Regions from separate parts of the Homo sapiens genome. Here region 1 is linked to region 2. The links are chromatin contacts, found by Hi-C in ENCODE. All regions are on one chromosome and are shown on one strand. Each heading gives the region's core, a stretch centred on a gene start or an enhancer-like site at or near the end of the contact. The rest is flanking DNA. Distances are from core to core; before and after follow the strand shown.

The links. A loop is a pair of places that touch in the nucleus more often than their neighbours do. Pooled maps may share reads with other maps.
Region 1: a map of CD4-positive, alpha-beta T cell shows a loop between it and region 2 (20-fold over the local background). The contact joins the promoter of FGD5-AS1 here to the promoter of VGLL4 in region 2. A Hi-C loop is called at or near these places in 1 of 168 maps with a recorded cell type or tissue (CD4-positive, alpha-beta T cell), 1 of 37 single-sample maps with no recorded cell type and 2 of 50 pooled maps.

What each region holds. Positions count from the first base shown.
Region 1 is chr3:14,945,353-14,950,642 of GRCh38, forward strand. It overlaps FGD5-AS1 (FGD5 antisense RNA 1), which reads right to left and starts at 3,089. Exons shown (of 2, transcript NR_046251.1): 1 at 2,661-3,089; 2 at 1-802. NR2C2 (nuclear receptor subfamily 2 group C member 2) reads left to right here and starts at 2,231. Exons shown (of 14, transcript NM_001291694.2): 1 at 2,231-2,554. RefSeq lists enhancers at 1,382-2,071, 2,760-3,447, 2,894-3,093, 3,448-4,135 and silencers at 1,854-2,283, 2,334-2,403, 2,424-2,843, 3,234-3,293.
Region 2 is chr3:11,641,446-11,646,675 of GRCh38, forward strand. It overlaps VGLL4 (vestigial like family member 4), which reads right to left and starts at 2,470. Exons shown (of 5, transcript NM_001128219.3): 1 at 1,992-2,470. The coding sequence starts at 2,073. RefSeq lists enhancers at 1,054-1,423, 2,614-2,693.

The DNA of each region.
Region 1 (5,290 bases), core at 1,839-4,338, 3.3 Mb after region 2:
TGGATGAGGCAAAACTTTGTAGCCCAATTCCTTCAACTTTTGAAGCACTGGTTGTGCGACACGCAGTCAGGTGTTGTCGTGGAGAAGAATTGGGCCCTTTCTGTTGACCAATGCAGGCAGCAGGTATTGCAGTTTTCGGTGCATCTTACCAATTTGCTGAGCATACTTCTCAGATGTAATGGTTTCACCAGGATTCAGAAAACTGTAGTGGATCAGATGGGCAGCAGACCACCGAACAGTGACCATGACCTTTTTTTTGGTGCAAGTTTGGCTTTGGGAACTGCTTTGGAGCTGCCTCTTGGTCCAACCACTGAGCTGGTTGTTGTATAAAATTCACTTTTCATTACATGTCACAATCCGATTGAGAAATGGTTTGTTGTTGCGTAGCATAAAAGAAGACTACACTTCAAAACGATAGTTTTGATTTCCGCTCAGCTCATGAGGCACCCACTTATCAAGCTTTTTCACCTTTCCAATTTGCTTCGAATGCTGAACGACCCTAATGACCGTAGAATAGTCAACGCTGAGTTCTTCTGTAATTTTTCATGTAGTTCAATGATTGCTCTCAATTGGTCGTTGTCAACTTCCCATGGCCCATATCACGTTCCTCATCTTCAAGGCTCTCTTCCTTGCAAAACTTCTTAAGCCACCACTGCACTGTATGTTTGTTAGCAGTTCCTGGGCCAAATGTGTTACTGATGTTTTGAGTTGTCTTCGCTGCTTTATGAACCATTTTGAACTCGAATAAGAAAACTGCTCCAAATTTGCTTTTTATCTAACATCATTAGACAAAAAGCATATTCTAAAATAAACAGCAATAAGTCATTAGCAAAAAAATAAAGTGAGAAATGTGCATTAAAATGATCCACATTTATTTAAGAATGTATTCCAATATCAAACAGCAAATTTCAAAAATGCAAAAACGCAATTGCTTTTGCCTCTCAGGTACATCACTTGACCTTTCTAGTTCTCACCCACTTCACCCCTAAAATCGGAAAATCTTTCTGCAAGAAAAAAATTTGACCACATTCCCTTAAGGCCTCTTCCAATTTCAAGAGCTGTGCTTTACCATGACAAAACGAACCTAGCTCTTTTCCCAATTTTGCAACGTCAGAAAAAGGAGGAAGGGGAAATAGCTGTGTTTAAAACATTTTTTACCAAATAGAAATATTATAAGATTATGGAAAAAAAAATACTAAATGTTGGAGTCATCCTGATAAAAACCCAAATGGATACTGTGTGGGAAAAAAAGTTAACCCATCCATTCTGGAGTCAATATTTATTCTTAATAAGCAAGAAAACTGAAGAAAAAAAATCAGTATAAGATCTACAGCCTGTAGCCTAAACACTTCAGGGCATTTAGGATAAATAAGCGCCTGCACCTTCCCAGGCAAGTCAAAACCACGACATAAAACAGAGAAATATGTAAGGAAAACCTACAGCCCAAGAGTTTAAGAGCAAGACAGGCCAATTTCTTCAAATAAATTTAAGCAATGCTGCTAAAAGCTGCTTTACACATCCCTATTACCATGTACTACTTCCAAATTTCGAGGAGGAGGGGCATGGAATTACACAAGATCTGGATCGTATGTTTACTAAGAAACCAAAAATTATAGGTTCTGGGGCGTTTCAACATTTCACCTGAGATGGCCAGAACGGGCGCATCTTTAGACCTTTAAAACCTAAATTAAAAACTATCAGTACCGAGGAAGGGCCGAAGAGCTCAATACCCACCCAATACAACCCCCACTTCCGACCTACAGACGCTCTGCTGAGCGGCTGGGAGAATCCGTCGCGCCAGTCAGGGCCCGGCTTCTTCCAACAACAGACACTTTGCGAGCCTTCCAGAAGCCTTGGCTAAGCGAGAAGGCAGGGTGGAGGCCGCCACTGCGAGGACGGTCCCCACCCAGCTGCGAGGAGCTCGCGGTTCCCCAGAGGGGCGGGCCTGCGTCCGGGTAACCGTGCGCGACGTCCACGAGTTTTTAGGACGACCAGCCCTTCAGCCTCTAGGCCCCGACGCCTGCGCCATTTAAGCCACATATCCGCCCGCCCGGCCGCGGCCAAGGCCGGCGGCAGCTACGTAGCCGCCGCCGCCCGGGGCCCCACAGCCCACGGGCCGGATGGACCGAGCGCCGGCTGCGGCGTTCCGGTGCGCGCGCGCGCCTCAGCCAATCGCGTTCTCGCCCGCCCCCCGCCGCGGCGGCGAGGCTGGCGCTGGGAAGAGGAAGAAGAACATTCGCCCTCCTCCTACCAGCGCGCGGGCGGCGGCGGCGGCGGCACCGGGGTCACGAACTCTGACCTTTCACTGACAAAAACAATAACAAACCCCCCCTTCTCCGCGACCCCGGCGGCGCCCCCGGGCCCGTCCCCGCCACCCCGCTCCCACCTCGGCGTCTCGTCTCTCGCCCGCTGCCCCGCGAGCCCGCGGCCCCCGGGCTCCCGCCATCCGCCGACACCGGGAGCCCGGGCTCCCCGCGCCCTGCCCTCCGCGCCGGGGGCCGCCCGCCGCAGACACGGGACCCGCTTCGAGGCCGCTTTGGCGCCAAATCCTGAGGTAAAATTGAAAGAGGGTCGGGCGGGCTCGGGCCGGCGGCGGAGGGGGCGGGCCTGGCGCGCGGACATGGAGGCGCCGCGGCGGCGGCTGAACCCGACCCTTTTACCTTTGCCACGGGGTGGCGGCGGCGGCGCCCGGCGCTTTGCATAGTGGGCCGGGCCGCTCCCCTCCCCTCCCCGCCCGCGGCCGGGCGAAGCGAGCGGGTTCCCCCTGACCGGCCCGGCCGGCGCAAGGGTGGGGGTGGAGGGGGAATGGCCGCGGCCCCGCCTTATAGTTGGCCCTCCGCCAGCGCCGCCATTTTGTTCTCGACGGAGATGGCTCCGGCTGGGCGGGCTCCCTTCCTCCTTATCCTCCTCCTCCTCCCGCCTGCAGTCCCTTCTTCCTTCTCTGCCGGGATTTTCACCCCTCCGCTTCTAGTCCGCCTTTGGCGGCCGTCGCAGCCCAACCGCCGTTTTTTCTGAAGGGGAGGGTAAAAGAAAAGGAGGAAGGCGGGTGCGAGGCGCGACCTCGTGAGCGACGGATGGGCTGGCTAATTGGCGCCCAGATAGGAGGGCCGGGGCCTGTGGCACCGCCCCCCTAAGCTTTGCTGATTGGCTGAGGCGGAAGAGGGTGGTCCTTATGGGGCGCGGGAGCCCTGGCGGGGCGGGAGTAGAGGCCGGGGCGAAGAGTGGGGCCGGGTCGGCGGGGGCGGGGCCGGGGGCGGGGCGCGAGGGGCGCGGCCGGGTGGAGAGGCCGGCGCCTGGTCTTGGGTCAGCAGGTGGGCTGCTTCCCTCCGCCTGGAACGCGTCTCGAATGAGTACTGAGGAACAATAGTAATAAAGGTGATGAAGCATTTCGAGTCCACGATGCGCTCTCGTGGGAAGAGGTTTTCGGAACCAGGACACTTTTCAGGGCTCCTGCTCGTTATTTCGCAGCGGCCTTGGCGAATCCCCTAATGAGGCTCAATTTTATCGACTGTAAATGGGGGGCATGCGCATTCTTGCCAGGCCGGACCTCCCTTCTGAGCATTGTTTGTGGGGCTCTACTCAGAAAATGGAGGCAACGCTACTTTGCGAGCTTCAGAGTCACTTGAAAATGGTGTTATTGTTAAAAATGGGATTACAGCCACCAGGAGAGGCAAGCGTTAAGGGTATTTGGGGTTTGAGAGAGCACAATTCGGGAGTGATTCTCTTCTCATTCGTTCGCTGAATACATGTTGACTTAGTTTTTTAGGCACTGGGGACACATCTGGAGAACCAGCTGTACAAGACCCCTGCCCTCACTAGAGTTGGGGGCTGGGGGGTGAATAGACAAATAATTCCAGAGAGTCATAAGTTCTGTGAAAGAAAAGAAGCCAAATGACCTGCTGAAGAAGACCTGAGGCGTTAATTTAGATGGAATGGTCAGGGTGGCCTCTCTGAGTAAGTGATGTTTGAACAGAGGAACCCAAGGGAGGAATGGCATTCCAGACAGGACATCCCGTGTAACGGCCCTGGAGGAAGAGCATTTGATGTGATCGAGAACTGGCTGCTTGTGGCTGGAGAGTTGGTTGGAACTAGTAATTGTCCATTATCCCACTTTGTTTCCAAGCCAAAGGCTGTGAAATATAGCAACGGTAGTGAGGAACAAATCTTCAATGTAATAAGAAAGTCGAGGAAAATACAGCCTTCATATGAATTACTGATGAATACATGACTTGGGAGGAGGGCCTCAGAAACTCACTTTACTTCCAGATTCAAATCCTTCGTCAGCCTCTTATATACATTTTCAGTTCATCAAGTATTTCCTGAGTGCTACGAATACTCCAGGCACTATGTGCTAGGCTGGGAATACAAAAAAGTAAGACACTGGTCCTCAAACATGTGAATATGATTTATTTATTTATTTATTTATTTTTTGAGACCAAGGTCTCACTCTGTCGCCCAGGCTGGAGTTGAATATAATTCTCTGTGTGTGAGTTCTCTCTTTCTCTCTCTCGAGATAGAGATATTTATACACATACATACACAGACATAAAATGTTTTAGTGTTGTGGTTAGCAACTCCCCAACTTTTACTAGCAGTGTGATTTTGTGTAAGCTACCTTTCCTAGCCTCACTGTCCTCATCTGGACAATAATAGAGCCTTCCTTCCTGAACTGAAGATTAGATGAGTTAATGTAAATAATAGAGCTTAGAAAAGTGCCTGACATGTAGCAAATACTGTGTAAATAGAGTTATTGTTGTCATTATGAACTACTGGTATAGACATTGGACTAATTAAGTGATATAAATAATGAAATTTTTATGCAGTGTGGTGTAGGGGCAAAAACAATAGATTCGAACACCGAGATTCTAGTTTTGGCTCTGTGCTTGCAGCTAGTTACATGGCATCCAGGACAAAAGTTTGGAAAACAAAATAATGGAACTAAATAGTACTAACCAAAGTATAGGGTGCTTTATGATTTACAGAACTCTCTTACAGGCAGTATGTTGTTCAGGCGCCACTAGAACCCACGTAATGGCAGAGGCTTCCTGTTCCATGTTTAAAAACCTTTCCAAGGCTTTTCATTATTTTCTTATCTGTGGTACCCCTAGCTTCCTGTGCTCTAGACACACTGGCCTACCTTCAACTTCCTTGACCAGTGTAGCTTACAGTGTAAGCTTACCCCCCACCCCCACCCTACCTCAGATATTGGCTCAAGCATCACTTCTTCAGGGAAGTCCTAATTCCCATTGCCAGTCTAAATCAGATTCTTTTTATTCTTTTCTTTATAATC
Region 2 (5,230 bases), core at 1,220-3,719:
TCCAACTTTTCCTACAAAAAAATCCCGTGTGTGATTTATGCCCATCTTCAAAACACCCTCTGGAGTTCAGACCAGATGTGTGCAGTGTTTACACTGAGAAAACCACTAGGACATCAACAATTCACTATAAACACCACTCAAATTTTGCTGTGCTTTCCTTCATTTCCTCTGTATTTATTCTGGTGTTAAAATAATGTTAACTCTCATAATAAGGAAAATAGGAGCAGATGTTTAAACCAAACAGACTTCAGCCCATTATCCCATATAGCTACTCAATCTTCAAAATCAAAGTTTCTTCCTCCCAAATACCGAGAGAGAAGAGCAGAGCAGAGCACTCTAGTTTCCTGGGTGTTGCATGCTACACAACAACTCGACCTGGGCTCGCTGTCCGTAAGTTGGTCCTCACCAATCGGAGACAGGAAAAACTAATCTGGTATCAATTTCCTAACAATCTTATATTTCTCTCTTAGGCCATTATGTTTTGTTTTTAAAATATCGTATTACTTGTTGGCAAAGACAATACAACAGAAATTGCCTCAGAAGTTTTTCTTTCTTGTTGGGGGAAGCGGGGATGGTTAAAAAAAAAAAAAACAAGAAAAACAAAACCCTGACTACAATGTGTGAATGTCACGGGAAACAAGCCCAGCAATGGCTGCTTACGGCTTTCTAAAGTCGGCTGCCTTTTTTAAGTGAGTTCAGAAGCAAGATGTTACTTAACACATCAGATGCAAAGAAAGAAATTCACGAAAATTCTCATAGCAGGAACTAGTAGGAGTAAAGAAAAACAAATACTCTTTTTAAAAAACGTTAAATATGAGATCCTCATCCATAGAGTTTTAAAAAACAACGTGAATGAGGGTTGTTGTTGTTTTTTTTCCTTGAAGGGGAAAAATACTCTTGAAAGGGTGAGTTTTCAACTGATTAGGAAACAGGCCTGAAGTTTTTAGATTAAAAAAATACAAGTGAATCACCCTCCCAAGTTTTTGTAACTGTTTTCTTTTTCAAGAGAAATGTCCCGTGTATTATTGGAGAAAAAATGGAAACTGCTCCTGCTGAATGAGAAAGAGAAGAGTCCCGGATGTGTGTGTGGTTACAACAGAAAACACTCTTCCTGCCAGGCCGAACTCCCCCGGAGATGCCCTCGGCGGCAGACCCAGGGCCATTGCCACTTTTTCAAATCGCACGTAGAGGATGTCCGAGGGCTTAAGAAATAGATTTTTCTCTGACTGCTACCAGAGACAGTTGGAAATACAAGACAGTGGGGGAAGCACCTCGCGGGCAGTAGGAGGTAATAAATAACAGTTCGGCGCGGCTCTCTCTTTTTCAGGGCAGGCTGGGGGTCGGGGTGTTGTGTAATCGCTCCCACAGGGAGCGGAGCGCGAGGAACACCCCCCAGTGTCAGCGCTCCCCGGGCTGCACAGGAAGCGCCAGCGAGACAAAGAGCCCGCCTGTGCTCGCTGACACGGTGCCCTTCCGGCCCCACGCGGGAGAGGGACATTCTCCGCTGTTTGGGACGCTCACTCGCGAGCACAAAAACTCGCTGTAACTTTGGCTCCCCCTCCGTGAGCTGCAGGGCGCCGTGGCCCACAGCAGGGTACAGTAGACGGTGCAATCCTTACCAGCCCCTCCCCCAAAGAGGCTCAACTTTTACCGGCGTCCTACAAGTCCTTCCCCTAAAGACAATATTAACGGAAATCAAAAATACATACATTTTAAAGAGTTAAAAATGTGAGGCGCGAGTACGTTGCAAGCAACGAGCAAACTTTGAAGGGTTTCTACTTCACTGCCTCCCCGTCCAGCCCCCTCCACCGCCCCCCGCAGCCTGAGATCCGAACACACTCGGTGCCGAACCGAACCTAAGAAACGCCGGCCTTTCAAGTGCCCTACACCCCGGAGGAGGACAGCGGGCGCTTAGAAGGCAGGCACCCAGCACACTGAGGAGGAGTGGCCGGGACGAGCAACGGGCAGTAATTCTACAACGGGACATCTACCTTCGTAGCACAGAATGCCGATATTGTTGTTCATCTTGTCCAAGTACTGATAGTTCAACAGGTCCATCTTCATAAATAGCATTTATTGGGCTAGCAAAGAAAACCAGCTCTTTGCTTTTGCCCCAAAAGAGTTAAGTTTCAAAAATCAATTGTTGCTGAGTAGCTCCTGGCTCTTCAACTTCACAAAGGCAGAGGCCCAGCCTCAGACTATCAAAACAAAGTATGCAAAAGTTAAAAAAAAAAAAATCAGGCACAAAAAAATCGAGCTCACACGAAACCCTTCAAGGGCTTACTGGTAGACGGTGTATGTACTGTATCCCCGATCGAGTATGAAAACAGCGTTTCAGAAGTCCTTACAAGTCCTTCCTGGAAATGGAAAAGAGTGAAAAAGAGAAACGCGCAGCCCGTTTCCTAGGACAAAGCGGCGCCGGCCCCTCTCACAGCCCGCTGCAAGCCGGCAGCGCTGACATGAGGGCTATGCTTGGCATGACTCCTATGCCGCCGCTTCCTCTTCCCGCAGGAGGCCGAGCATGCTCACTGCGCCGCGCTGCCGAGGCAGGGAGGGCTTCTGCACAGGATCAGCCTCTCAATGTAGCAAGTGTTGGAAAGAAAGAGAAAGGGGAGGGGGAGAGACTCTAGAGACGGGGCCTTGGCAGAGTGGCTCTTGACAGGAAGCAGCCAAGCCGCTGCAAAACCGTAGGAGGAAAAAAGAAAACCCAGGAAGTTTCTTTTTCAGGAGCTAAGTACAAAGTAAAAAATCCATCATGGAAGCAAACTCCCATGGAATGCAACTTTCGTGAAACTTCATGTTGGGGTTTCGGAAACCCAAAGTGCTAGTGATGCATAAGCCATATATATATATATAGTGTCTTTGTTTCTTTTAAAGATTGTTTTATAATATCCATTTACACTTTAACTGGATATTTAAATTTCTGATGTTAATGTTACATATAGCTTCTTCCATAATCCCCATAACAACTGAGATGGACAGGGCAAGGAGGGTATCACCCTTTCACAGCAGAGGAAACAGGTTCAGATGGATTAAATGACTGGCCCACAGCCCCCAAAATAGTTGACAGAACTACTTTTAAAGTGTTTTTTCCCACCTAATGTTATAATTTTATTTAAAAAAACGAGGGGGCCGGGTGTAGTGGCTCACACCTGTAATCCTAGTCGAAGCAGGCGGATCACTTGAGGTCAAGAGTTCAAGACCAGCCTGGCCAGCATGGTGAAACCCCATCTCTACTAAAAATACATAAATTAGCCTGGTGTGGTAGCGCACGCCTGTAGTCCCAGCTACTCAGGAGGCTGAGGTGGGAGAATTGCTTGAACCTGAGAGGAGGAGGATGCAGTGAGCCAAGATCGTGACACTGCACTCCAGCCTGGGCAACAGAGTGAGACTTTGTCTCAAAAAAAAAAAAAAAAAAGAAAAGAAAAAAAGGAGACAAGGAGAGGAGAAGAGATGGAAGAGTGTTTAAGCAAATAGGGCTATAATATCAAAAATTAAAAGTGTACTTGAAATTATAGAGGGAAAGGGTAAAATTATTTTCATTTGGCATGTATGTCACCCACCTGTGTGTAAGAAGCTAGTGGCATGCAGCTGTACTATTTGCTATTGGAAGAACTTGGGGCTTAAACTTTGATTACCCAGTGCCTAGCACAACCAAGTTCAGGTGCCCAAAAACTGTTTACTGAACGAGTGAACCACTGAATGTTCAGTTTTCAGCACATCAAGAACGTGTTAACAAAATAGAAAAAAAAAAAACAAAAACTAAACATTTGAATTACTATTCTAAAAATATATTTTTAATATTCCAAAATAATATTTGAATAAATAATTTGAAGGAGTTGTATGTTAAAAATCCAGCAATAGGCCAGGCGCGGTGGCTCACGCCTGTAATCCCAGCACTTTGGGAGGCCGAGGCGGGTGGATCATGAGGTCAGGAGATCGAGACCATCCTGGCTAACACGGTGAAACCCCGTCTCTACTAAAAATACAGAAAATTAGCCGGGCGCGGTGGCGGGCGCCTGTAGTCCCAGCTACTCGGGAGGCTGAGGCAGGAGAATGGCGTGAACCCGGGAAGCGGAGCTTGCAGTGAGCCAAGATTGCGCCACTGCAGTCTGCAGTCCGCAGTCCGGCCTGGGCGACAGAGCGAGACTCCGTCTCAAAAAAAAAAAAAAATCCAGCAATAGTTGCATTGGGTTTATTAGGCACACTCATGGCAAGGTGTTCTAATGAAATCTTACTTGGGAGTCCGGATGCGGTGGCTCACGCGTGTAATCCCAGCACTCTGGGAGACTGAGACGGGCGGATCACTTGAGGTCAGGAGTTTGAGAACAGTCTGGCCAACATGGTGAAACCCTGTCTCTACTAAAAATACAAAAATTAGCCGGGCATAGTGGCATGTGTCTGTAATCCCAGCTACTAGGGAGGCTGAGGCAGGAGAATTGTTTGAACACGGGAGGCAGAGGCTGCAGTGAGCCAAGATTGTGCCACTGCACTCCAGCCTGGGTGACAGAACAAGACTCCGTCTCAAAAAACAAAACAAAACAAAAAAACTATATGACATCTAAATACTAAATACTGTTGCCGTCATTGCTGCAACAGTAATCACTGGGGTGACATCAGGGGAAGTAAGTAATAGGGGAATCAAGATTTCACAAGCTTTCATTTATAAGAATATTTATTGACACTATATTACATGTAATAAGCTATAGTGAAAGATATGTATCCTATCAATTGTAATTAAAATACTTAATGGTATTTGGTGGGGAGGGTTGAAGAAAACTCAAAACTCGTAACATCCAGTATACATGAGATCATTGCACTGAAAACAAACAATATCAGGTATCAGATTTAAATTTAACTGATAGTTTTGGAGTACTCTTACTGTGCTACGTTTTTACATAAATTCTCAATCAGAAAACTTTATCCATCATTGTCCCACATGGAAGAGAGGTGGCTGCACATTAGAACCAGGGGGGAGCTTTTAAAAATCTTGCTGCTGAGGTTGCATCCCCAACTCATCTGAGGTGGGAACCAGCAGCAGTAGCTTCTAAAGTCCCAGGTGATTCCAATATGCAGTCAAGGTTGAGAACCATTGCTTTCATCTAGGGAGGAAAAAAAAAAAAACCCTGCCTTAAGATATTTCATTTTATTCACTTATTTTGACATGAAGAATTTTTTTAATAGTAATTTAAGCAAATGATTCAAACAATACCATTGTAGAAAATGAATA